Linked DNA regions of Homo sapiens: all the other regions are linked to region 1. A link is an interaction called in ENCODE POLR2A ChIA-PET data of the cell type or tissue named here. Cell type or tissue: MCF 10A. All regions are shown on one strand. Each heading gives the region's core, and the rest is flanking DNA. Links, peaks and the distances in the headings are about the cores only.

The links. ChIA-PET counts read pairs that join two places held together with the same protein. Peaks named below come from ENCODE experiments on the same cell type or tissue, not always from the same donor. Only the 100,000 strongest peaks of a DNase experiment are listed, where the experiment ranks them.
Region 2: POLR2A ChIA-PET joins it to region 1 with 5 read pairs; 2 of 35 experiments call an interaction of 5 or more read pairs at or near these places.
Region 3: POLR2A ChIA-PET joins it to region 1 with 8 read pairs; 1 of 35 experiments calls an interaction of 5 or more read pairs at or near these places.

Annotation. Positions count from the first base shown.
Region 1 is chr15:99,471,096-99,482,490 of GRCh38, forward strand. No RefSeq gene overlaps it. Among named protein-coding and RNA genes, the nearest start is that of LINC03080, 42 kb to the left of the region's middle. RefSeq lists enhancers at 3,229-3,905, 3,906-4,581 and silencers at 4,009-4,303, 5,489-5,783. In MCF 10A, for the core only: no CTCF peak of the experiment used is centred there; a DNase peak (open chromatin) is centred at 5,576.
Region 2 is chr15:99,303,971-99,308,970 of GRCh38, forward strand. All of the region lies in intron 5 of LRRC28 (leucine rich repeat containing 28), which reads left to right. Among named protein-coding and RNA genes, the nearest start is that of LRRC28, 55 kb to the left of the region's middle. In MCF 10A, for the core only: no CTCF peak of the experiment used is centred there; a DNase peak (open chromatin) is centred at 2,301.
Region 3 is chr15:99,600,765-99,612,159 of GRCh38, forward strand. All of the region lies in intron 2 of MEF2A (myocyte enhancer factor 2A), which reads left to right. Among named protein-coding and RNA genes, the nearest start is that of MEF2A, 40 kb to the left of the region's middle. In MCF 10A, for the core only: no CTCF peak of the experiment used is centred there; a DNase peak (open chromatin) is centred at 4,937.

The sequences.
Region 1 (11,395 bases), core at 3,121-8,120:
CCATCTTGGTTCCAAAAGAGCGCCTAATTTCCCCCCAGCAAATTCCATGAGCTCGTTTGAAGTGGGCTTCTGCAACTTTTGACCTAAAGTGTCCTAACAACCCCAAACGACAGGGATGTGTATCTTTTTGAAACAGTAGAATTTTACTCCTCAAAGATCCTTCCCAAGGATCCCAGAGAAGCTGGGGAGAGAAAAGGCCAACTCTCTTGTATGCAGTTGAAGTTAAGATCTTCATTCTCACATTAAGTGTCTATGATGGGTAATTTTGTGTGTCAACTTGCCTGAGATAAGGGATGCCCAGATACTTGGTAGAGCATTATTTCTGGGTGCATCTGTGAGGGTGTTTCTGGGAGAGAGGAGCATTTGGATCAGTTGACAGAGTGAAGAAGATCCACCCTCCCCAATGTAGAAGGGCATTATCTAATCTATTGAGGATCTGCTTAGAATAGAAAGGTGAAGGAAGGGTAAATTTTCTGTCTCTTTAACCTGGGACATCTATCTTCTCCTGTCCTTGGATATTGGGGCTCTCGGTTCTTGGGCTTTTGGATATCAGGACTTAAACCAGTGTCCTCCCTATGCCCTCATTCCCAGGACTTTGGACTTGGACTGAATTCCACCACCAGCTTTCCTGGGTCTTCAGCTTGCAGATGGCAGATTGTGGAACTTCTTGTCCTTCATAATCTTGTGAGTCAATTTCCATAATAAATCTATCTATCTATCTATCTATCTATCTATCTATCTATCTATCTATCTATCTGTCTGTCTGTCTAGCTAGCTAGCTATGTAGCTATTTTTCTGTCTATCCACCTGCTATCTCTCTATCATCTATCTATCTATCATCTATCTATCTATCTATCATCTATCTATCTATCATCTATCTATCATCTATCTATCTATCTATCATCTATCTATCTACCATCTCTCTATCTCCTATTCGATCTGTTTCTTTGGAGAGCTCTAATAAGGTATCTCAGTCAGTTAGAGATGCTATAGCAAGATACTGCAGTCTGGGTGGCTTAAATGACAAACATGTATTTCTCCCAGTTCTGGAGGCACCAGCAGATCCAGGATCTGATGAGGTCCAGCTTCCTGGTTTATAGATAGCTGCCTTCTCACTGTATCCTCACAGGTGAAGAGAGACTTCTAGTGTCTTTCTCTTCTAAGGACACTACTCTCATCATGGGAGCACCACCCTCAAGACCTTGCCTAAACCTGATCACCTCCCAAAAGGCCCACCTCCTAATACCATCCCACTGGGGGTTAAGGTTTCAACGTATGAGTTTCAGAGGAACACAGACATACAGGCCATAACACTAGGTGGAATGAAAGGGTTAAATTCCAAAGGCATTTATCATAATAATTAAGCCCTATCAAAATTAAGCAGACATCGCTCTCCCTGTGATAACTGAAACTTTCGGTGTCAACACCAAGGACGGGGCTTCTGGGTGTAATTCATCTGTGGAGACTGTTCTGTATTAACCTACTAATCTGTGTATGGCTAATGACTCAGGACGGCATGTTGACCTTGACTTCACTTCAAGGTTTTCAACACGCCTGCCCTCCCAGATAAAGGGCAGGGATTGCAGATGTGTGGCTTGTCATAACACTTATTTCCCTCCACAACCTGGCTCAGGTGTTTAAAGTATTCCATATAATCCTTTGCCCAGTATTTTACAACTTTTCCCTGGATCTTTTCCATACGTCAGGGAACCCACCAACTCTGATGCTGGCTCTGGCAAGCCCTCCGCTGTGGCGGCAACACATCTCACTTTCTTTTTGCGGTCACCCCCCTGCAAAGGCCCAACCACTTCCAAGCACCCTGTGCCCCGCATGGGGACAGGCAAATCAGCTTTTGCCTGGGGGGACCCTTCCAAGGCCTGGACTCCCTGCTGTTGTCAGACCCCTGCCTGGCACTGAGAAAGACCCGGGGAAGCCAACAGTGGCAAGAAGTTGGGGTAGGGGCTGTTTGGAGACACCCACCCCCCTTTTCTAGAGCACTGATCAAGCCGGCTGCAGCAAGGAGCAGGAAACTTGACTCTTCCCCTTTCTTTTTCTTTTTTTTTCTTTCTTTCTTTTTCTTTTTTTTTTTTTTTTGAGACAGAGTCTCTCTCTGTCACCCAGGCTGGAGTGCAGTGGCGTGATCTCAGCTCACTGCAACCTCCGCCTCCCAGGTTCAAGAAATTCTCTGCCTCAGCCTTCTGAGCAGCTGGGATTACAGGCACCCACCACCACACCCAGCTAATTTTTGTGTTTTTCATAGCGACGGGGTTTCACCCTCTTGGCCAGGCTGGTCTTGAACTCCTGACCTCGTGATCCACCGGCCTCGGCCTCCCAAAGTGCTGGGATTACAGGTGTGATCACCAGGCCACCGCGCCCGGCCAACTCTTCTCCTTTCTGATAAGTCCTGGGGTGGCCTTGGGGCAGATGGTCCCCAGCGGCTGCGCGCACCAGGTTTGCAGATCGAGGCACCAGCACTGTGCATGCTGTGACCAGAGGCCTGAGGACCACCCTGCATTCGGTGTGTGTAACCTCTAAGCAAAGACTTTACCTTTCATTGGGAGCCCCATGCAAATCACAAGCCTCCAGAGGCACTTATTAAGTGCCCGTTTCTTCTTTATCTACTTAGATGCTAGACCAAAGAGCTACATTCTAAAATTTCACTGACTGATTTATATCCTGCTTGTTCCCAAAAAGGACGACAATAAAACCACAGGTACAGTATGGCCAGGAACATTTAACCAAGACAAAGGAGGGGAACAAAGGCAGAGAATTATGCCTAGCCTCAGCCTTTCAGGAAAGTAAAATCCAAGATTTCATTCTCCAGGTGTCTTTAAACTTCCCCAAGATGTAAGGGCGACTTCCTTTTCTTTTTGTAAATCTCCTCCAGCCGCATTGGAAAGGCAGCCCGCGCTTTGTGATAAGCGTGGGAGGCCTGTTCCCACTAAGAGGAATTATTCTGTTGCAGGATGGACTGCTGCGGCCATGCAGGCTGAGGCTGGCTTTTTTTGCCCAGTCACTTGACAGCCTTCAGCCCAGCAGCCCTACCCTCTTGGCCGCAGCCACAGAAAGCCTGGGCAGGATTGTGTTTCTCAGCTGACTCTGCACACTGGTGACAGATTGTCCAAGCTGTGCCCTGGCCCGGGTTTGCAGAGCTTCCCCATTTCCCTGTGGATACAAAGGTGAGTGACCAGAGTGAGCCCCCATCGCAGGCCATCGTGCCTGGCACCCTGGGACGCCCAGATGAGTGAGGAACGCTGTGCCCTTGGAGGAGGCAGACACAGCCCCAAATAGTGTCAGGAAGTGAAAGGGGAAGGGAAGGGGGTGAAAAGTGCTGAGTGTGGGCTTTTCGGGGAGCTCCTCTGGTCAGCAGGGTTCCTCCAGGAGCCCAGGGCACAGGGACACCCAGTGGATGGGGCCACTGGGCCAGCATTGCCTACGCAGGAGAAAGGCAGGAGGGGGCCTTGTTTAAGCTCTGTCCCCTTCTATGGCTCTCTCTCAACCTTAAAAACAGGAGACACAAAACCTTCCCTTTGTTTCTACCATTGGAGCATAACGAAATCTGTGATGAGAGCTGGGGCTCAAGCCATTCCGCGGCTGTGACCTCTTGTTTCATGGCCGTTGCCCGAAGGCGCAGAACGTGGGGCTTGAAATTTTGTTCTGCTGTCTGCTTCTCGGCTTAGTTTCTTTGGACTTCTCTGAGTCTTGTTTCTCCCTGCTTAGAAAAAGGTGATAAACGATAGCCACTATCTAGGATATGGAAATTCAATAAACCTATGAATATACCGATAAAAGAATCACATATACGTACAGTATACGCATACACTACATTGACATATGCATGTGTGACTATACACACCACACCTTCTGCACGCCCCCCCCGCAGAGCCTGGAGTGCCCCTGGCCGTGGCTCCCTGGCCCGAGTGTGACTCAGATCCTTAGGGCAAGGACAGCTGCCCCTGTCCCCGGTGGGCCTGCCTCTCTCACCCCCACACTCTGACCCACTCCAGGCTGACAGCAGCTGGGGCCCCCTGGGATGGGCCAGAGCTCCGGCAGCTGCTCCTGGATGGGAACTTGGAGGCCTGACCATGGACGGAGTGCTCCCTGTGCGGGCCCCGGACCTGGAACGCCCACTTGTGAAACCCCAGCCTGCTGACCTTCGGGTCATGGCGCAAAGTGAAGCCTGCCTGTGACTTGGAGGCAGGAGGGCGACTGGAGTGGCGGGAAATGATGGCAGCCATCTGGCTGTGCTATTTACCCTGGCTGCGAAGCCACCCTCCTCCAGCTCTTCTTTTCCCTTCCCTTCAGCATCCTCGCCCCAAGCATACTGCCACGCCCACTGACAGCGATCAAATAATAACAGCAGCAGCGACATGTCCTGAGCTCCCACTGTGTGGGGTGTGCATTCTCCCCTTTCTTGTCACTCTCCCTGGGTCCCTCCTGCCTCCCTGGCTGCACCTCTTCAGTCTTCTGTGCTGGACCCCTCGTCTGCCCAGCCCTGGCCTAGCTCACTGACGGCCGTGTGGTTCTGGCCTGAACCAAACTCTGTCCTCTGCTTGGTTTTCACCCACCACTGGACGTGCTCTAGAGGCACAGGGCTGTGTTGACTGTGTAATGTCTAGAACCTAAGCGCCAATGGGGTGGCCTAGCCCTGGCACAGACGCGATACCCAGGAAATGAATGAGTGCATGAAGAAACAGAGGCTCAGAGAGGGCGAGTCACTTGTCCAAAGCCACAGAGCTGGAGAGTGGTGGAAGGAGGGTTCAGACCCCCTGTCCGGAGGTCCCCTTCCCTTGCCCCACCACCTCCACAAGGAGTGCCTCACCTCTACTGTCAATCACTCTCTACTTCCCCTCCCTCCCCACCCCAGATAGCATTACCTAGGGGCACCGAGGGGGTTCGCGGGCCCCACTGGCCCAACCTGTGGCCTTTCTTAAGCTGAAAAACCTGCTGAAGGAGAAAATGACCACGTTACCTATAAGCAGGAGCATCTGGGTAGGAGCCCGGGGAACATCTTCCTTCTGGCTCCTTCCAAAACCCCAGAACCCAGTGCACGGGCAGCCTTTTGAAGACAGGCGAGCTGGCTCTACCTGTCTTTCTGATTTGAAATCTAGGTCACTCACTGCCTCCCCTCCTCCTTTAGAAGATCAGCAGGATATCTTCTAGGGTCTCAGAGTGAGAGAGGGGACGACAGGGAAAAGCGTTTCAATGGAACCCACACCCTGCCTGCGGCTGTCAGGAACACTTCATTTTGGAAGCCAGTATAATTTATGAGATGCAAATGGATTTAGCACTAAAAAAGAAAAAAAAAATCTTGGAAAAGGTACAAAGTGCACCTCACACCCTGTGTCGAGGCGTGTTTGGGGCTCTGTTAATCATCTCAGACAAAAGAGATTTAATCTCAGGCTAGCTGATCCTGAGAGTGCCAGCATCTCTCCCCAAGCCCAGGAGGCTTGCCCGGGAAGATGCAGGCCTGGCCTCTGTGCAGGCTCCGGGGCTCCGGTGCACGGCACTTGTGTTCAGCTCTTGTCTGAGTCACGCAGTAGATGAAATTACGGAGGTTCCTGCACATGATGAATCAGAAAGCAGGATCAAGCCAAATATTTGGACAAGCCTTGCCTCGCATAGAGCAGGATGAAGACTTCACAGCCAGCAAGCAGCCTGCCAGCAGCAAGCCCAGAGACTGTTTCTGACGAAGTGCTGCCGTGGGGTAAGCTGCAGCTCAGGAGGGAATTAGCTCAGACCCATGAAGCCACCGTGCAGTTGGATCTCTTGGCCAGCGCTGGGCAAAGGGGTGTGTGAGCATCCCAGGGCCCTGAGCCGTGATTCAGTCTTGGGCTCAGAAGAGGGGTCTTGTCACGGTGCAGCGTGCAGGGTGGGGGACGTGGGTTGGGGGAGGAGATGGTTCACTTTGAGTCACCCTCTCAGCCTTCTCTTTCTGGGAGTCTTCAGACAGCAGGCAGCGTTTCCTGCAGCAGCGGGGAGACCGCGCGGCCCTCCCCACGCTCCCGCCTGGGCCCTGGTGGGGGATGCAGGCAGACACGGCGACCACAAAATGGGGAAGGAAGTGAAGCCATGAGTGCCTTGGCAAGGCTTTAAATACTTTGAGGGCTCTCACCAGAGGCCTAATTGCTACCCTTTGGAGCTCCAGAGTTAGTTTTTCAAGGTTGTTTGGAACAATAAAACCCGTAATAACAATGCTACCTTAGATTTGTCTGGAACCTTTTTATTTTGTAAATTAACTTTTGAAAGAACTCAACATTCTTGGGTTTATTTTAAGCTACTTTTCTCCTTCGCAAGGATGCTTCCAGGCACTAAAATAGTCTGCATTGGAGAGAACAAACAAATCCCTACAAGTAAACAGTTGATATTGATGACTAGCAACAGTAGCTAACATGGGCTGTGGACTGACCCTGTGCTAGGCAGACCCCTGCTCCATGATTCACAAGAAAATGGCTTGTCTGAGCTTCACTAGAACCCCTATGAGGTGGGTGCTATTATGTCCCCATTTTGCAGTTGAAGAAACAGGCTCAGGGAGGTTATTATAACTTCCCAAGGCCACACAGCTAGTGTTGCACAGCCAAAATTTAAACCCAGGTGGTCAGACATCCAGCTCATATTCTGCCTCCCGACAGCCCTGATGTTGCACAAACTCATCAGCCAAATGACCCTGAGAACAGGTTCAAGCCATACTTCGATGAGGTCACACTTGATGGCTGCCTTCAGGAGCCTGGCCCGCTCTCCAAGCTTGGAGAACGAAGCTGGGGAGATGGCTTCCTGAAAGGAGGTTAACCACAGGTGAACCAGAGTCTAAGCCCACGTGGGCCAGCCCTGCTTCCCTGGAGAGAAGACTCAGCAAAGATCTTCCTACCTGGGCACCCTCTGAGAAAGCAATGCTGCTGAGCTTGCATGAGAGAGCAGAGCAAAGGCCTGCAGTCCACGGCCAGAGCCCTGGCTCAGAGCCTGGCTGGGGCCCTCATTAGGTGTGAGGCTACTCCTGTTAGTGTTGCTGCATAAAGTCCCAAACTTGGTGGCATAACGCCGCCATTTATTGTATTCACAGATGCTGTGCTTCGGGAATTCGGACAAGGTGCAACAGCGTCTACTTGCTTCATGGTGTCTAGGGCTTCATCTGGGGACGCTTGAAAACAAGGGTTGGGGGATGTGACTTGACAGCTGGGGGCTGGAACAATCTGGAGACATTTTTGCCCACGTGTCTGGTGGTTGATGCTGGCTGTCAGCTGGGACCACAGCTGGAGCTGTCACCAGAATACACAGAAGCGTCCTCCCCATGTGGCCTGGGCTTCCTCATGGGCCTCAGGGTAGTCAGACTTCTTGTGTAACAATTATATTCATTTTCTAGGGGTGCCATAGGAAAGTACCACAAACCGGGTGGCTTAGAACAACAGAAAGTTATCACCTTACAGTTCTGGAGGCTGGAAATCCGAGATCAAGCTGTCAGCAGGGTGGGTTCCTTCTGAGGCTGTCAGGGAGGGATCTGCTCCAGGCCTTCCTCCTTGGCTTGTAGATAGCCATCTTCTCCCCGTGTCTGCACATCATCTTCCTTCTATGTGGGTCTCTCTACTCAAATTTCCCCCTTTTATAAGGGGGAAATTCATAATCCAATAAGTCATATTGGATCAGGGCCCACCTTAATGACCTCATCTTAACTTGATTACCTCTATGAAGATCCTATGTCCAAATAATTTCACATTCTTAGACATAAAAACTTGGGGGGATAACACAATTTAACTTATGTGTCACTCCGGGCTCCAAAGGCAACTGTTCCAAGAGAACCAGCAGAAACCACATGGCCTTTTCTGAGCAGCCTTAGAAGTTGAGCTCCATTCTATTTGGTTATAAGTAAGTCACTAAGGTCAGCCCAGATTCAAGGGGGAGGGACAGAGATCCCACCTCTTGGTTGGAAGAAGGTCAAATAATTTATGAACTTTTTTTTTCTTTTTGAGATAGGTACTATTTTTATTTCTCTTTTATAGGCAGAGAAAGCAAATCCTAGCATGGTCAGGCAACTCACCCGGGGTCTGACAGTTAGTGGATGACAGGGCCAGCGCTGGATCTCAATATGGATGTGCTTTCAAACTTCCTATGACCTGGTGCAAGTTATGTAACCTCAGTAAGCCTTGATTGCCTCATCTGTGAAATGGTGATAATGATACCCAATTCACAGAGTTGTTTTAAGTATTGAATGAGGTGAGTTATGTAAAATGCCCAGCACATTAGAGGAGCTCAATTAATGATAATTCCTCTCCTCCTCCTCCTTTTTCTTCTTCTCCTAGCATCATTATTATTATTATCATCATTAATCTTAAAAGTGGAAACACGATGACAAGAGCTTTGCAGGGTAGGGTAATGAAAAAGCACCAGATGGGAGGTTAAACTCCTTGGATCTTCATTTGAGCTGTGGATGTTTACAGCTGCTAACCTTATTGTGAATGTATGGTGTGTCCAGCACAGAGCTGATCATTTCCACATTTGATCCTATTTAACCTGTACACCAGCTAGCAAAGGCCAGAACTCATATTTGAACCCATGAGCCAATGCACTTCATCTCTATGCTATCCCACTTCTGACAAACAATCTGTAAGCTTTTTTTCCCCAGCAATAACAATATATTACCCATAATAATGGAGCAGGCACAAATGCCATGGCCCATGCTCTCATGTGTGCAAAGATTCAACTTTATTTGCCTTTCCATGAGAAACTGCTTCCTATCTTTAGTCCCCATTTCTCCCTAATGACAAAAAAACAAAAGGTAACCTAGTCATTTCCATGGAAAACCAATTGAATTCGGTGATTTCTCAAGTTAGGTTAAAGCTTGTTGAAATTTAGGATTTTTCTCCCTGAAATGACATCTCAATTTCACAGGGAATGTACAGATCATTGTGTCTAAGACATGCCTGGTTTGTGGTGGTGATAGAGATGATATTAGGTTTTCCCAAGCCCCGTTTAATTTCCCTCATCCTGGGCACATGGACGACTGCATTTCCCAGCCTCTTTTGCAGTTAGGTTGGGGTCATGGTGTTAGTTCTGGCCAAGGGGCTGTAAGGGGATATACTGTATGTCATTTCCTTGCTAAGGCAGTGGGAAACCCCCTGTGCAGCCTTCCAGTCCTCCCTTTCTGCTGAGGCCATCCTGGAAGTCAAAACTAAAATGGAGCAAACTGGACTCCTGAGTCATGGCTTGGAAGGGAGCTACTTAGGAGACCCTCACGACATGCAATGGATTAGACCACAGTGAAAGAGAAACACATGTTCATGTGTCAAGCTACTAAGTTCTGGGGTATGTTTGTTACTACAGCAGAGCCTATCCTATCCTATGCTGATTATAACGAGTCATCCTGTGCTGGCTCCTAACGTCAACATTGATTTCCACTGGTATCTGCTGAAGCGACCAGCATTCCCACATGTCAGTGTCTACGGGACTGAACATATCTCCATCTGGCCCCTGGCTTGCCCAGCCCTCTCTGCCACTGATGACTGTGTCTGCTTGTCACGTGAGAATTAGCCGCCAGCCTGGGCCTCTGGCTTCCATTCTCTGCTCACTACCACATCCATCTCAGGAGCATAGGCAATTTGGGCTACTCTCCCAATCTACAGGCCCAGTAAGACTGCAGGAGACCCCATTGTCACTCTGCTGTCCCCACGCCCATCTCTTCTCAACAGCTCTCCTGCCCAGCAAGCTGGTGTAAGGTTCTCCTACCCTTTGCTTTCCCCAAAATTCATATAGGGGTTGCTTTGTCTTCCCCTGAGCCTGAGCCATCTGGTAGGACAGGAGGGCTCACAGACTTCTCCCTTCCAGCAGCCCCTTCTCCCTTGGCCTTGGCAACCTGGCTCTGGTCTGCACGTCACGTTGCTCATGTGGTCTCTTCTCCTGTCCTCTTTCCTTTCCACTCTTTGGGAAATACACTTTATGCTCCAATTTTTTAAGAGTTTTTAGTTTCTCTTTGAAACTCAGTAAACCATTTCTCTTTCAAAAAGCTTCCCTCTTGCATAGCCAAAAGTCTTGATTCACAAGATTACTTTTTCTTCTATACATTTTTAAAGCCCATTTTGAAACTCCCAAGTCAAGAACTGGATTCTTTGGTATTTGTATTCTGCTGGTTCTTTTCTTTCCCAGGGAAAGGAGACCTCTGGAAGAATCAGAGCAACAAGGACATGCTGGGAGGGGTGGGAGCTGGATTCTGAATATGCATCTCTGCATATGATTGTGCTGCAATCATGAGGGACATTTGCATGGTGCCAGTGCACTTTAACCACTTACAATTCACGACAGCCCTGCTGTGTAGAATTACCTGTCTTTTACAGGTTGGGAAAGGGGCTTAGGAAGTTCAAGTGCCTTGCCCAGGATCAAATGGCAATGCCTAAACCTGGGGAGAGTGGTCTTTTTCTAGGGCACGTGTCAACACAGCTAGAAAAGAAGCCCCCACCAGGAGAAGCCAGAGCCAAATGCATGGAGCCAGTGAAAGCTCCCAGCGTGTGACTGTGCCCAGCAAAACCACAAGAATCCTCAGGACCAGAATGTTGACAGTCATGGACTGCCATACAATTCAAAAAAGAAATGTAAGCTCCAAGAGAGTAGAAGCTGTTCTGGTCAGCGCTGTATCCTTGGGTTCTAGAACAGTGTCTGGCCCACAGCAAGAGCTCAAATGATATTAGTCAAATGAGTGAATGAAGTAAGAGGAAAAGGATCGGCTCTCAGGCACCTCATCATTTGGCTGAGAAAGCCAATTTCCGAAAGAAGGAAAATTAGAGAGCAGATTAAGTGCTAAACCAGGCGAAATTAACTATAAGCAAACGTAGATGCAATAAAGAATAAAAAATCAGTCTGTGGGTGAGGCCACCCACAGATCACAATCTGTCATAAATGTGTCACACACAGTGTCATATATGTCACACATGATATAAATGTCACACCTCTGGGTCACACATCTGAGATGCTCGAGGGTTGACTCTGAATGGCTTTATATAAGTCACGATGTACTGGGAGCTCCATTTCCTGTTAGTGGTTGATATGGGAACTTCTCTCAAGGGGAGACTTACTTTATCAGGGAAAATATGTTTTTAAGCAGATTAGGATAAAGAAGGACTCTAAAGGGTGCACTAAATCCACAGAAGATGGCTGCTTCAGGGAGGGACAGGGATTGGAAATTTCCAAAAGGAAACCTTCATGGGGTAAGAACAGTAGGGTCAGATCCTGAAAAAGACATGTCTTTGTCTATTTTGTACTGTTATAGCAGAATATCACAGATTGGGTAATGTACAGTGAACAGAAATTTATTGACCCACAGCTCTGGGGGCTGGGAAGTCTAAGATTGAGGAGCTGGCATCTGGGAAGGACCTTCCTGCTGCACCTTAACATGGCAGAAGGGCAGAGAGAG
Region 2 (5,000 bases), core at 1-5,000, 170 kb before region 1:
TTATCTGTAGTTTACAGAATTGTAAAATTGCTGTCAGAGACTCAGTATCAGATAACCTGTACGGATATACTAGGGACCGAGGTTAGAAAACTCTGACCTGTGGGCCAAGTCTAGCACTTCATCTGATTTAGTAAATAAAGTTTTTTTGGAATACAGCCATGTCCATTCGTTTACATATTGTCTCTGGCTGCTTTTATGCTGCAGTGGCAGAGTTGAGTAGTTGTGACAATGACCATATGGTTTGCAAAAACGATTTACATAAATAGCCCTTTACAGCAAGGTTGTCAACTTTTGTCAACCCCTGTGATTATCTGGATACAAGTCATTTATCAGATATATGATTTGCAAATATTTTTTCTCAGTCTGCGGTTTGTGTATTTTTTTAATTGGGGTGTCTTTTGAAGAGCAAAACTTATTTTTCCTTTTTCCGGCACTCCATTCATTTATATATATTCCTTTTCTTTTTTCTTTTTTTTTCAAGACAGGGTCTTACTCTGTCACCCAGGCTGGGGTGCAGTGATGTGATCTCCGCTCACTGCAACCTCTGCCTCCTGGGTTAAAGTGATTCTTGTGCCTCAGTCTCCTGAGTAGCTGGGATTACAGGTGTGCACCAACACGCCCGGCTCATTTATTTATTTATTTATTTTTGTATTTTTAGTAGAGACGGGGTTTCACCGTGTTGGCCAGGCTGGTCTTGAACTCCTGACCTCAAGTGACCCACCTGCCTGTGCCTCTCAAAGTGCTGGGATTACAGGCATGAGCCACCGTGCCCAGCCTTATATATATTTCTTTATGTGTGTATAGGTAGCAATGTTAACAAGAATGAGGGTCTGAAAGACTATTTATTAAAGTGATCTATGGGGATCACGACCCTATTCAGTATAATTTTTAATCATTTGATCTATTTCTTGCTTTTATTTTTATTTATGTAAAAATACAGCTTTAGCCTTGCTTCTCTCATTTTGTTGGGCCTCCACAACAATGTGCCTCTTTTCAACAATATAGGGAGATACTTGAGACTGTGTGGCCCACCCCAATCTTGTGGACCTGCTCGCGTGCATCACTGATGGCCAGATCTTAGCGGTAGGAGTTGAGCCAAAGAAGTGAAAGGCTCTGGGTTTTGGCACACGTCAGATCAGCTAGGTGCCTTTTGCTGTGCTCTAGAGATCATATAAATACGTATATATAAAAGGAGACTAGATGAAGGCATGCCAACAGCCAGGATGGTTATTGGAAGAGTTCATCTCTCAGGATTTTTTATAAATGTGAATGAATTTTCTGTCTTGCTAAATGGTAGTAAATATTGTGAACAGCTTTTTAATATAGTCATGGTTGACAAGTCTTTCAGGGCTTTTACAGCGCTGAAACTTGGTTTAATTTTTCTGTAATTTCTAAACTCTGATATTTAAATACATAAATTATCTGTGTAAAGATGTAGATTTTCTAGCACATATTCATTTAATTTTTTATTTTACAGAACTAAAGTAAAATGAATGCTACTTTGAAATTAATTAAGAAAATGTTTATGATGTTTGAATTTAACAAAATGTTTATAAGAAAAAAGTATTTCTGATATCGCTAAAACTAAAATTCTAACACTTTCAGGATTCAAGCTTTAGCTTTCCATAAAATATCAGGGCTTGTTTATTTAAAGAATGTTAATTAATAGCTACTATCTTTTTTTAAAAGCTCTATGATGTGCAAATTTGGGGTCAGTAAAATTTGGAAAGAGGAATATTATGTATTTTTCCTTCTATATTTTTCTATCATTTATAAATTAATTTGAAAATAAAAACAGTGGCTTTGTTTTCTTGAAATCCTTCTTTGTGTTTCTCCACTCAAATCTCCTTGAATGTTCAAACTGAGCTCTACATAAAGTATGTTAGTATATATTTGTAAGAATTGTGATGCATAACTTCGCATTTCTCCTTCATCACTTAGAAAAAGAGGGCAGTATTTTAGTACCAGTCATTGAGAAATTAAGCCTTGAGTGGTAGTAGTTCATTTATTTTTAACAACATGATTAAGGCTATTCAGAAGAATACTTTTGTTAAACATTTGGATTTTTCCCTTTTGTCTTCATTTAATTATTTCTTAGTATTGCACAATATTAGGCTACATTGCCTTGGTATCTCTAATTAAAAATTAAATATCTTATAATGATATAGCTTTTAGGGAGACTTGCAGGCTAATGATGCCGAGGCATTTCTCTTTGCTGTTGTCCCAGACATTGCCCACTCGGTTTCCTAATTTAGTAACAGAAATAAAACTGTGCACGACTGGGCAGGTTTGGTATGCCGGCACCCTGCCAGGAAGCATGGGTTTCTTAAGCAAATGGACCGATGGGGATTTGAGGAAAACACAGATTATGTTACATGAGCTTTGCACTTTGCAAATCCCTAACTATTTAAAGGAACTCGGCTAACCCGCTGATACCTAAATAAAGTCAGTTTTGTTTAAACATACATACACACAAAATGATATATTGTTTCCTTTTCCAAAATTAAAAATTACCCTTCATATTTGTGTTTTTAATTTCACATTTTTTGTCAACGTTTAAAAGCTCTCTCTTGGTTAAGTAATGTATGAAAATTATTGTTAATTTTGTTAAATTCTTTTATGTATTTGTAATACCCTTCCATATAGCATAATAAAAGGAGTTGATAATGTACATATGCATTGTGCTTCTGTGTGAGGAAATGAAAGAAAGTTCTGGCAGGTTTTAAAAGAAGCCTAGTTTTATACCTTGGCTCTGGCACCAGCTTGGCTGAGTGACCTTGGTGCCTATTGTCTGTCCTGCACTGTGAGTGTCATGAGTGTTCTGTGTCACGCTAACACTTCAGGTTGGTCTGCAGCAGTTTCTTTGCTGAGTGTTTGAGCACGGGCTGCTTTCCTATCCACTGACATGTTTCCTTCTTGCTGGTGCGTCTTGTCTGGCACATCTTTGGTCCTTTTCGGGTCCATTGCCTCTGAGTTTGGAGAAGAGCCTTCAGCCCTGAGGATTAGCCTGCTGCTTTTCTCCTTCAAGCCATTACGTGTTTCTTCAGCGTCTGCCATTCATTGTCAGAATGGGGCCAGCTGTTCACTCTGGTGATCTTTGTTTAATTGCCATTAGACTGTATGTAAACACTGGGGGCAGGTAATTCTGAAGCATGTTTTCATTGAGAGAGAGAGTTTATCTCATCTTTTACTAGACTTTTGGCAGATAGAAATGAAGAATTCTAATACTTGGGACACTGTGGGTTGGGTAGGGAGAACGATACAGGGTGCAGGGTCCACATCATGCTTAAGGCAGCACTGGCTACAGTGCAGAACAAAGTGGATTTAATATAAACTGAAGTTGTCAAATCCCACGGACTTGAGGACCAGTAAGATTTCCCATCCCATAAATGCCATCCAAAAGTGTGAAAGAAAGAATACTAAACATCAAAAATTCTTAACTGAAGTGGTCAGAACATTACTAATCTTTGAAAATAGTTTTTAGAAAGATCTATTCCTCTCCTTTTGAATATCTGAATAAGGCAGATAGATGCCCAGTCCTAGCATCAGAGACCAAAGATTCTAATCCCGTTCATTCATTTTTTAAAATGTAAAAGTTGTTACATATAGAAAAGTTCTCAGACCAAAAGTATGTACTCAATAAATTTACCTTCTTCCTCATCTCATTTTTCTGCCTTCCCAGTTTATTTCTATCCTCTTAGAGTCCACACTCCATGAAGACTGGCTCATTGTTCCTCTGCCATTAGCCTTGCCTTTGTTTTCCTGACTTCCAACACTCATCTCAGTTTTAAAGCGAAACTAAAGATCCTGCAATTGAAAATCTTGTTAAGGTGCAATATGTTATACTTGTTAACAGTAAAGACTTAATTTTGTGTGACCTTGGTCACTGTGGATTCCATTCTGGATGTGAGGGGAAGTCACTGGTGGATTTTGAGCAGACGAGTCCTATGATCTCATTTAGGTTTAAAAGAATGACTCAGATAACTGTAAAGAGGGGCCAGTGATGAAAACTTAAACGAGGCGCCGACAACAAAAACTGAGACGAGTTAGGAATCTGCCAAAATAACCCCAGCAAGAAATGATGATGGCTTGCACTAGAGTGTTAGCAGAACTGTTGGTGAGAAGCAGTTGGATTTTAGTTTATTTAGTGCTTTATAATTTTCACAGTGTCTCACTCACTTTCTTTTACCAACAGGGCAGGTTTTATCCCTGGTTATAAATAAGAATTCTCGAGGCTCTGAGAGATTATGAATCTTACACAACGTGACTTAGTAAGGTAGAATCGAGACAATGCTAGGTCTTCTGATTCTCAGTAGTGTTTTTTCCAAGTCGTTAACATAAATACTTAATCTTTAAAAAAAAAGTCTGTTTCAAATATTTTATATGATTGAAGAAAGTAAAATCATGTACTAGTGACAGATCATGGTGGCTCACACCTATAATCCCAGCACTTTGGGAGGCCGAGGTAGGAGGATCGCTTAAGCTAGGAGTTCAAGACCAGTCTGGGCAACATAGTAAGACCTTGTCTCTACAAAAGATAAAAATAAAAAACTTAGTTAGGCGTGGTGGCACGTGCCTGTAGTCCCAACTGCTTCGGAGGCTGAGGTGGGGGGATTGCTTGACTCTAGAATATTTGAGGTTGCAGTGACCTATGAACGCTCCACTGCACTTCAGCCTGGGCAATAGAGTGGGACCCTGTCTCCAAAAAATAAATAAATGAATAAATAATCATGTACTAGCTTATAATACTATATTATTTATCTCTGCATAACAAATTACCACAAAGTTAGTGGCATAAAACAACACACATTTATTATCTCAATTTCTATGGATCAGCAGTCTAAGCACAGCTTAGCTCGATCTGCTTAGGGTCTCAGAAGGCTGCAGTCAAGGTTGGGTTGGCCAGGGCTGCAGTCTCATCTGAGGCTCAACTGCAGACGAATAAAGGAATTCTTGATTGTTTTTGCTATCTAAGAGAAAGAATTAATTCTACTAAGGAA
Region 3 (11,395 bases), core at 2,979-7,978, 130 kb after region 1:
TGACAGTGCTTCACTGTCTTGATTACTGAAGCTTTTATAGTAAATCTTAAAATCTGGTAATGTAAATCCTCTAAGTTTGTTCTTCTGTTTCAAAGTTGTTTCTTCTATTCTGGATCCTTTTTATTTCTTTCTATGTAGTTTAGAATCAGCTTCTTAATTTCTACAAAAAAAGCCTAACAGGATCTTGATTATGAATGTTTTTACCCTAGAGATCAATTTGGGAGAATTGACCTCTTAAGGATATTGAATCTTATTAATGCGTGAGCTTGGTACCTCTATTCATTTAAGTCATCTTTACTTTTTCTCAGCAGTGTCTTGTAGTTTTCAGTGCAGTGGTCTGACACATAGTTTGTTAAATTCATCTCTAATTATTTTAACTTTGTTATTATAAATGGGAATTTAAAAGAATATCAGTTTCCAATTGATTGATGCTAGTCTACAGAGATAGAATTGATTTTTATATAAAACTTTATAATTTGTAATATTGCTAAATTAATTATTAGTGCTAGTGGCTTTTTTGTAGATTTCTTCAAATCATCTGTGTAGATCATTATCTTCTCTGTGAATAAAGACTATCTTATTTCCTCCATTTAAATTTATGCACCTTTTATTACTTTTGCTTGCTCTATTAGACTGGTTAGTAGTCCCAGTGCAATGTTGAATAGAAGTGGTGAGAACTAACATCCTTGCCTTGCTTCTGATCTTAGGTGGAAAACTTTGAGTTTTTCACCAGGTCTTGGTCAGAGTTTTTTTTTTTTTTTTTTTCGTTTTCACGAGTAGGTGTTGAATTTTGGCCAAATGTTTTTTCTGCATCTATTAATATGGTCACCTACCTCCCCTCCTGTTTGTCTGTGCATATGGTCAGTTACATTGATTGATTTTAAATATTGAACCAACCATTCATGTATTCTTAGGATAATTATCACTTGGTCATGATGTGTTATACTTTTTGTGTATTGCTGGATTCACTTGCTAAAATTGCGTTGACTCTTTTAAAAAGTCTACATTCATAGAAGGCATTGGATTGTAGTTTTTGTCTGTTTTGTGTGTGTGTGTGTGTGTGTGTGTGTGTGTGTGTGTGTGTGTGTGTGTGTCAGGGTAATGCTGGTCTCAGAATGAGTTAAAATTTCTTGTTCTTGAAGAATTTGCATAGAATTGATGTTATTTCTTCTTTAGGTGTTTGGTAGAATTCACCAATGAAGACCTCTGGACCTGGAGGTTCTTTGTGGGAAGGTTTTAAACTGTTACCAGCGGTGAATCTGCATGGGTCTACGGCAACCTCAGTTCTTGCCCTCTCAGAAGAAAGAATTCAACTGAGGGGTATAAGGCAGAAGGAGAGACCGAGGCAAGTTTTAGAGCAGGAGTGAAAGTTTATTAAAAAGCTTTAGAGCAGGAATGAAAGGAAGTAAAGAACACTTGGAAGAGGGCCAAGTGGGCAGCGTGAGAGATCAGTGCGTGGTTTGACCTTTGACTCAGGGTTTTATATGTTGGCATACTTCTGGGGTCTTGTGTCCCTTCTGCCCTGATTCTTCCCTTGGGGTGGGCTGTCTGCATTCACAGTGGCCTAGCACTTGGGAGGGGAGCCTGTGCAGTGTGTTTACTGAAGTCGTATGTATGCTTCCTTGAGGTATTCTTCCCTTAACAGTCCAATGTCCCTAGGAAGTCATATACCAGTTAAACGCTACCATTTTGCCTCTTAATGCGCATGCTGGAGCCCATATGTCCAACTCCTGAGATGTTATAGGGAAGCGGCTGATCACCAGCTTCAGGTGTTTTCTATCTGTTGGGAGACTGCCTTTCACTGGCTTGGGCCGCGACCAATTATCATTTTAGAGAGACAGTTTAACAACTGCCTGACCGTCACCTGGTGGTTGCCTGACATTCCTGGGGTGTGTGTGTGTGTGTGTGTGTGTGTGTGTGTGTGTGTGTGTGTGTAGGGGTGGGGAGCTTTTTGTGTGTGTGTGTGGGGGGGTGGGGGTGGGGAGCTTTTCGTGTGTGTGTGTGTGTGTGTGTGTGTGTGTGTGTGTGTGTGTGTAGGGGTGGGGAGCTTTTCCTGCCCTGCTCATGTCTGACTAGCTACCTACTGTAACAAAACTATGAATTTGGTTTCCTTAACTGATACAGGGCTATTTGGATTTATGTTAATTCTTGTTAAATAAGCTTTAGTTGTTTGTTTTTCAAGGAATTTGTCTATTTTATGTAAGTTGTCTAATTTATTGGCACGAAGTTGTATTTTAGAATCCCTATTCTTTTACATTTGAAGAATCTGTAGTGATATTCCCTCTTTCGTTGCTGATATTTGCAAACTTCCTTCTTTTTCTAAAAGAGTATTTAATCTTTTAATTTTCCTTTGTTTGCATCCTACAATGTTAGTAATGTTGTGTGTTCATTTACATGGAGTTCAGAGTATTTTAAAATTTCCATTGTGATTTTTTTTCCTTGACCCACGTCATTTTCAAATATTTGGTTAATTTTCCAGATTTCTTTCTCTTACAGGTTTCTAATTTAATTCTACTGTTGTCCAAGAACATACTTTGTGTGATGTAAGTTCTTGTCAACTTGTGGAGATTTATTATAAGACACAGTTGTGGTGGTCTGTGTTAGTAAAATTTTTTTTTTTTTTTTTCAAAGACAGTCTCACTCTGTTACCAAGGCTGGAGTGCAGTGGCGTGATCTTGCCTCACTACAACCTCCACCTCCTGGCTACAAGCAATCCTGTGACCTCAGCCTCCTGATTAGCTGGGACTGTAGGCATGCAGCCATCACACCTGGCTGATTTTGTGTGTGTGTGTGTGTGTGTGTGTGTGTGTGTGTTTGGTAGAGATGGGGTTTTGCCATGTTGGCCAGGCTGGTCTCGAACTGCTGACCTCAAGTGATCTGTCTGCCTTAGCCTCCCAAAGTGCTGGGATTACAGGTGTGAGCCACCATGCCCAGCCAGTGTTAGTAAATGTTTTGTGTGTACTTAAGAAGAATGTGTTGAGTGGAGTTTTCTAAAAATGTTAACTAGGTCACATTGGTTGATAGTGTTCTTTTAAGACTTCTGTGTCCCTTTTGATTTTCTGTTTGTTTCAATAATTTCTGAAAGAGAAGTGTTCAATATTCAACTTCAATTGTGGATTTATTTTTCCTTTTACTGGTTCATGTGTTTGGAGGCTCTGTTACTAGGTGCATGCGTAATAAGGGTTTTTATGTTTTCTTGATGAATTAGGTCTTTGTCACTATTAAATTTTGTGAAATAGTTTGTGAAATAGTTTGCATAGTTTCTGACAAAAAGTCTGCTGTTCTTACCTTTTGTTCCCAGTATGTAAGTTTTCTATTTTCTTTGGCTACTCTTAAGACTTTATTACTAGGTTTTAGTCATTTGATTATGATGGGCCTTGTATGGTTTTCTTTGCAATAATGCTGCCTAGATTTTTTAGTTTATTGTTTAAAACCAAATTTGGAAATGTTTCACCACTATTTCTTCAAATATCCCACTTACTCCAGGTTTTTGTTTTTGTTTCCCCTGTAATTTTAGTTATATATTTGAAATATTGTCTCTCTTGGCACTGATACTGCTTTTGTTTTTCATTCTTTTCTTTCTGTCTGTGCTTTATTGGTTGGTTAACAGTACCATGCCTTCAAGTTCACTGATCTTTTCTTCTGCATTGAATAATCCCATCCAGGGTGTTTTTAATTTCTGAAAATCATTTTTCATTTCTGGAAGTTTTATTTCTTCCATTATTCTCTTCATGTTCTTATTTTTCTTTGTCTTCTGTAACATACTAAGTTTATTTATAATCTTTTTTTAATGCCCTTGTCAGTTCTGTTAACTTTATCATTTTTGAATCTCTTCATATTGATTGACTTTTATTATATGGGCCACATTTTTTTGCCTCTTCTCATTCCCTATAATGTTTGGATGCTGGATGTTGTGGTTTGACATTGTTGGGCTTAGGGGTTTTGTTTTTTTTTTTTGGTATCTTCTATATAGTGTTGGACTTTGTTTTTGTACGTGTATAAGTTAGTATCAGCTGAATCTTTTTGTTTAAGCTTGTCAGTGTTGGTCCAGAGAAGCCTTTTCCGTGGGGTTAATTTACTGCCCATTAAGGTTATATCCTTTTGAGGGCTATACTCCATGCTCTTCTGAGGATTATTCTCAATTCAAAGTAATCCCAAACAATATTCCAAAAATTTTGTTAGTTTATCTGCTTTTGTTGGAGACAGAGTCTTGCTCTGTCGCTCATCCTGGAGTACAGTGGTGTGAGCTCTGCTCACTGCAACCTCCACCTCCCAGGTTCAAGCTGTTCTCTTGCCTCATCCTCCCAAGCAGCTGGGACTACAGTCACGCATCACCACACCCAGCTATTTTTTTTGTATTTTTAGTAGCGACGGGGTTTTGCCATGCTGGCCAGGCTGGTCTCGAACTCCTGGCCTCAAGTGATCTGGCTGCTTCAGTCTCCCAAAGTGCTGGAATTATAGGTGTGAGCTGCTGCGTCCTGCCTCTCTTCCACTTTTAAAGATGTGTTCACTTTGAGCCAACCCAGATAATCCAAATTAATTTACCTATTTTAAGGACAAATGATTACCAACTTTAATTCCATCTGCAACCTTAATTCTCCTTTTCCATGTAATGTAACATATTCACAGGTTCTGGCAATTTAGGATGTGGTTTTCTTTCCTGCATAATTATTCTGCCTATCACAACTTCCAAAGTTGAACTATATTGTGCAAGGTGGACATCCAAGCTACCAACAATGTTGAAAGCTTAGATTTGTTCAACACATTTACAGACGTTACATTCTTCTTTATGCCTGAAAGGTAGACCTTATACATAAAGCATGAACAAGTAAATTGGTATGCTTTTTTGTAGGATTCTTGGCTCAGGGCCCAAGGAGCTTTACAGTACTTTTTAGATTTTAGATTTAAAAAAAAAAAAAAAGGGGCTGGGTGCAGTGGCTCGTGTCTGTAATGCCAGCACCTTGGGAGGCCAAAGGTGGGTGGATCACCTGAGCCTAGGAGTTCAAGACCAGCTTGGGCAACACAGCAAAACCCTGTCTCTACAAAAAATACAAAATTAGCCAGGCATGGTGACGCATGCCTGTAGTCGCAGCCACTCAGCAGGCTTAGGCAGGAGGATCACTTGAGACCGGGAGGCAGAGGTTGCAGTGAGCCGAGATCATGCCCTGTGTTGGATTTTAAAGGAAATTTTGTGGCCCAAGAATAGCTAAAGTAGTCTTGAAAGAAGATCAGAGTGGAAGAACTTTCTCTATTAAAAACTTATATAAATCTACAGTCACTGATTTCATGAAATAAAGCCACAAGGATAAACAAAAGAAATTAAATGCCTGGAAAAGGGTTCACATGTACACGGACACTTGCTTTATGACAAAACGCACACTTTAGTAGGGAAAGAATTAGTCAATAAATCGTCCTGGAACAAGTGATAATCTGTATGGAAAGAAATGACTTATGTTCCATACCATATGCAAACATCAGTTTAAGAATGATTCGTATATTTCAACATGAAAGACAAAACTGAAACTTTTGGAAGCTAATATAGATGAACAGGTTCATGCTCTTTGGCCAGGAAAATATTTCTTAAAAAAAAAATCAAAACGGCAAGTATTAAAAAATTGATAATTTTGACTACCTTAAAATTAAGAAATTTTGTTCTTGCAAAGTCACCATTAAGAAAAGAGAGGCAAGTCAGAGTAGAGAAGATATCTGCAGTACCTTTAACAGACAAAAGACATGTATCAGAATATTCAAAGCGCTTCTACAAATCAATGTGACAGAGACAATCCAATAGAAAAATGGGCAAGAGACATGAAAAATACTTCACAAAAGAAATTCAGATATTTAAGAAACGTGGAAAAAAAAGTGCTTAACCTTATTAATAATCTGGGAAATGCGAATTAAAAAAAACTAGGCTCCACCATATGCCCACTAGAATGGCTGAAATTTTAAAAAGGGATTTATAGTACAAGTTTTTGAGAGGATGTTAGGTTATGGGAACTCAGCCACTTTAAGAAACATCTTGACATTTACATACCCTGTGATGCATTAATTTCTTTTCATGGGTATACACTTGAGTAATACATGTACATGTGTGTGGAGGGATGTGTTAAAGAACGTTGGTAGCTGTTTGTAATAGCCTCACACTCAATATGATGTTCATCATAGTTGGCTACATAAATAAACTCATGATACATTCATACAGTGGAGTACTTTACAGCTGTAAAAATGGAATAACTATAGCTATGGATAAATATCACAAGATGTTTCTCAAATGAAGCCAGAAATCACACATTATGTGTGATTCCACGTATATAAAGTAAAAACAAAACATGCAAAAATAAAACAGGTAAAATAAGCTATGATGATTAGGGATATGTGCTTATGCCATGAAACGGAAAATGAATAACAGCAACAACAACCACAAAAGAGAGTTGCTACCACAATAATCAGGAAAATTGTTGACTTCTAGGTGTGGTGGAGGAGGGATTTAATGATTGTTGAATAGTGGGTGATTTTAGGAGTGCTCATATTCTCTTAGATCTGAATTGTAACTTGAGTTTGTAATCAGTCCTTGAATTGTGAATTTTTGTTTTATGTATTTTTACATCTCTGATATATACTCAAAATCATATTTGACTGAATAAATATTGATAAGGTTAGACTTAGAGCACATTTATCAGGTTTGATTCAGATGATATGAGGTTAAAAGGTTTTAATATATTTGATATTTGAATCATGATGTAGAGAACCGAGATTATTTCTAGTAATGATAATTCATCTTTTTGTATGATTTAATTATTTGTAAAACATTTTTTCCCCCAGTAGTTATGACATCCTGAGAAGTATTTGAGATAGGCATAAGTATCTGCATTTTACAAATGAGGGAGCATTAATTATGAGAGTGAGTTGTTGGTGGTAGAGGATTAGAATCTCATTTTCATTTCTATGCCTTGCCTTGCTGTATCCTTTATTTCTCTTTTGTGTCCCATGTGAAGACAGGACGTTGTTCTTTATGTTGGTGTAATTAATCTGAGGATGAAAGAGCATGGATGGAGGGGCTCTCCTCTTAACAGGGCAGTTTACAAAGTCTCCTTTCTAATGATTTTCGTAATACTATGCTTATCTCTAAGGAGTTCAAGGTGCCCTGTGATTATATCATCAGTTCTTATAATTTCCTGTAGGAGTTTTGAGCCATAGTCTTGCTGTGCTTTGTAGAAATGAATTGAGGTAGTAGAAGACATGAATCACCGAAAATCAAATTATAATTCATTGATACATTTGATATTTTATAGACTGGTCATCCAGATAAAAATTTTGAAGTTAGTAGTTTGGATGATTTACCATGATCAACTAATGGTTTATGTAGTTTTAAAATAATCATATGTCCTGTTTAAGGAAGCCCAACTTAAAAAAACTTTGAACTTCAGCAGTTAAGTGAAGGGAGTGATTATTGACATTACAAAAAAAAATTACTTACAGCTTTAATCAAATTTAGTTAATTTCACTGTGAATGTAAGGTACTTGCACTATATTTGCTATTCATTGTATAAAACATGTTGCATATTTCACTAATAGTAACAGGCTGTAAACAGTTTACCCTTAAGCTTCTTTTATTTTTCAACATTCAGCTTTGAATGTCTCTAATCTAAAAACACTGTGTGGAAGCATACAAAAATATATAACTTGTTATTAATCAGAGAAATCCAAATTAAAATAGAAAGATGCCATCTTTCAAACCATGTTTTAGATTTTTAGATGATTTCTCCCCTCCTCCCATCCTGTTTTTGTTTTGGTGTATTGACTATTTTACCTAAAACATAAGAAGTAAACACATGATAAAAAGTAATACTTTGGGCGAGCGTGGTGGCTCACGCCTGTAATGTCAGCATTTTGGGAGGCCGAGGTGGGTGGATCACCTGAGGTCAGGAGTTTGAGACCCAGCCTGGCCAACATGGTGAAACCCCATCTCTACTAAAAATACAAAAAGTTAGCTGGGCGTGATGGCAGGCGTCTGTAATCCCAGCTACATGGGAGGCTGAGGCAGGGTAATCACTTGAACCCGAGATGTGGAGGTTGCAGTGAGTTGAGATCGTGCCATTGGACTCCAGCCTGGGTAATAAGAGTGAAACTCCGTCTCAAAAAAAAAAAAGAAGGTGCTATTTTGTTGTTCTGATTTTAGGCAAAGGTACCAGTATTCAGTATTTCAGTTGTCTTAACTTTTCTAACAAGTAGATAGTTTAGAGGTATCATAGCTAGACCACAGCTAGTCTTTGCAAAGTTGGAAAAGGCCCCTCTGATTTTAAGTAAATAGTGGCTTCTGCTACAGTTAAGGTGCTAGACAGTGGAAGACAAGTTGGCTTTCAGACCCCACCTGCTCACTCTTGGCCCCAGGCCCATGTGCATGGCATGACATTGTTCATAATGGCTTTGGGTCATAGTGATTTCTTGCTCTCTTCTAGTTAGTAAGGGATTATTTTTCTCAATGCTGTGTGTATTTTTGTATGTTTATTGATCTTATTTCTTGAATCAGATGTTAGTATTTTTGAATTTTACCTAAAAATGTATAATAACCTAATTTAATTCAGAACTTCATAAAATTAGTGTGAGTATTTGTAGGGTATGTTCTGCCTTTATGAAAGTTACATAAAGCCAAACTGCACTTTCAGGTAATGACCATAAGTCTATGAGATTTATATTCAAAGTACAGTTTATGTTTTTGTTATCGAATCCTTTCTTTATGGCTGTGATTGTGTTTGTACGACATAATGTTGTATTTTAAAAACATATGATAATATAGCATGTACAATTGAGGCTCAAATGGAATACCTTAGTCATTTTCCATAAAATAATAGCTTATGATAGTCTCAGGCTAATTTAGAATTTGAATTTTGCCTGGATTTAATTGTAAACATTAATTAAAACATCTTAGTTTAGTGGGAACAAAGAAAAATTATCTTATATTAAAAGTAATTAGAAAATAATTCCATAAGGGTAAAGAATCTGCCATTGTGTTACAAATTATAGAATAATTCTCCTCAAGCTTGACAAAGAGAGTATACAGTATGAGTGGGTTTTTATTTATATATTTTATAAGAAAATATATGGCATCATTTTTGTGTGTGGAATGTAGTTGCCTTGTCTTATATTAAAACTGGGATTAAAATTAATTGGCATTTCTTGATTCTGGTTTTTCACCATCTTTTAGCAAAGTAGACAGCCACTTGGGTTTCTTACTTAGATCAATTTTTTTTCATTCTAGTGGATACTATTTAGAGGACCCAGGGTATCATATTTAAATACAGTAAAAATTTTAAATTAACCATCTTTTATATTACTGGAAGCATTTGAAATCAAGAATCGTATAGAGCACTGGCAGTGAACAATCCAAAAATGAAATTATGAAAATTATATTTATAGTATTATCAAAATAATACAGTTCTTAGGAATAAATTTCACAAAAGACACAGAGCACCTGTACACTGAAAACTACAAAGTATCATTGACAGAAATTAAAGAAGACCTAAATAAATGCAAAGACGGTACCATCTTTATTGATTGGCAGATTTAATCTTGTTAAGATTATAGTCATCCCAAATTAATCAACATATTTAACACAATTCCTATCAAAGTCCAGCTGGTCTCCCCCGCCCCCCCCCCCCCCCACCCCCCCCCGAAATTGACAAACTGATCCTAAAACTCATACGGAAATTGAAGATACTTAGAATAGCCAAAACAATCTTTAAAAAGGATAAAGTTGGAGGCCTCCCACTTTTGAATTTGAGAATTTACTACAAAGCTACTGTAACCTAGACAGTATGTTACTGGCATAAGGATAAACAGATCAATGGGACAGAATTAAGAGTCTAGAAATAAACCCATGCATTTATGGCCAATTGATTTTTTTTAATTATTATTTTTTTTCACAATGATGCCAAGACAGTTCAATGGAGGGAAATAGCCTTTTTAACAAATGGTGTTCAGACCTCTAACACTATATACAAGAATTGGCTCAAAGTGGATCAAGTACTTAATGTAAGAGCTAAAACTATATAGGCTAAGTCTTCATGATCCTGAATTTGGCAATGGTTTCTTAGAAATAACATCAGAAGTAGAAATAACCAAAGAGGAAATAGGTAAATTGGACTTCAGCAAAATTAAAAACATTTTGCTTCTAGGGACACTATCAAGGAAATGAGGCCGGGTGCGTTGGCTCATGCCTATAATCCCAGCACTTCGGGAGGCCGAGGTGGGTGGATCACTTGAGGTCAGGAGTTCGAGACCAACTTGGCCAACATGGTGAAACCCCATCCCTACTAAAAATACAGAAATTAGCCAGGCGTGATGGCAGGGACTTGTAATCCCAGCTACTCAGGAGGCTGAGACAGGAGCATCACTTGAACCTGGGAGGTGGAGGTTGCAGTGAGCTGAGAATGTGCCACTGGACTCCAGCCTGGATGACAGAACGAGACTCTGTCTCAAAAACAAAACAAAACAAAACTTGATGAGTGGGAGAAGGTATTTACAGATCATATATTTGTAAGTGTTAGTATCCAGAATATATGAACTCTTACATCGCAACAATGAAAAGACAGTAACCCAACTTCAAAAAGGATTTTCTCCGAAGAAGATAAATAAATGACCAATAGGCACATGAAAAGATGCTTAATGTTATAGTTGTTAGGGAAATGCAGAATTAAAACCACAGCAAGATACCACTTCACACCCACCATGATGGCATAATAAAAAAAGACAGAAAATAAGTGTTGGAGAGAATGTGGAGAAATTAGTATCCTCATACTTTGCTGGTGGTAATGTGAAATGCTTCAGACTCCTTAGAGAGTAGTCTGGCAGTTCCTCCAAAAGTTAAATGTTGTTACCATATGACCCAGCAGTTCTGCTCCTAGCGATATATCTGGTAGAATTGAAAGTATATGTCTGCACAAAAACTTGTACACCGTTATTCATAGCAGCATTATTTATAATAGTCAAAGTGGAATCAACTCAGATGTCTATCACCTGATGAATGGGTAAATGAAATGTGGTGTATCCATACAGTACAATATTATTCAGCCAAAAAAGGATGAAGTACTGATTAATGTTATAACCCAGATGAACCTTGAAAACATCATGTTAAGTGAGAGAAGCCAGACACAGAAAGCTACAGATTGTATAATTGTATATTTCCAGAATAGGCAAATTCCATAGAGACAGAAAGTAGATGAGTATTTGCTGGGGACTAGGGAGAGGAAGGAGTGGGGAATGCCTGCTAATGAGTATCAAATTTCTTTTTGGGATGATAAAAATGTTCTATAATTAGATAGTGGTAATAGTTGCACTGCTTTGTGAATACGATTTTTAGAAAAACACCGGGCCGGGGGCAGTGGCTCACACCTGT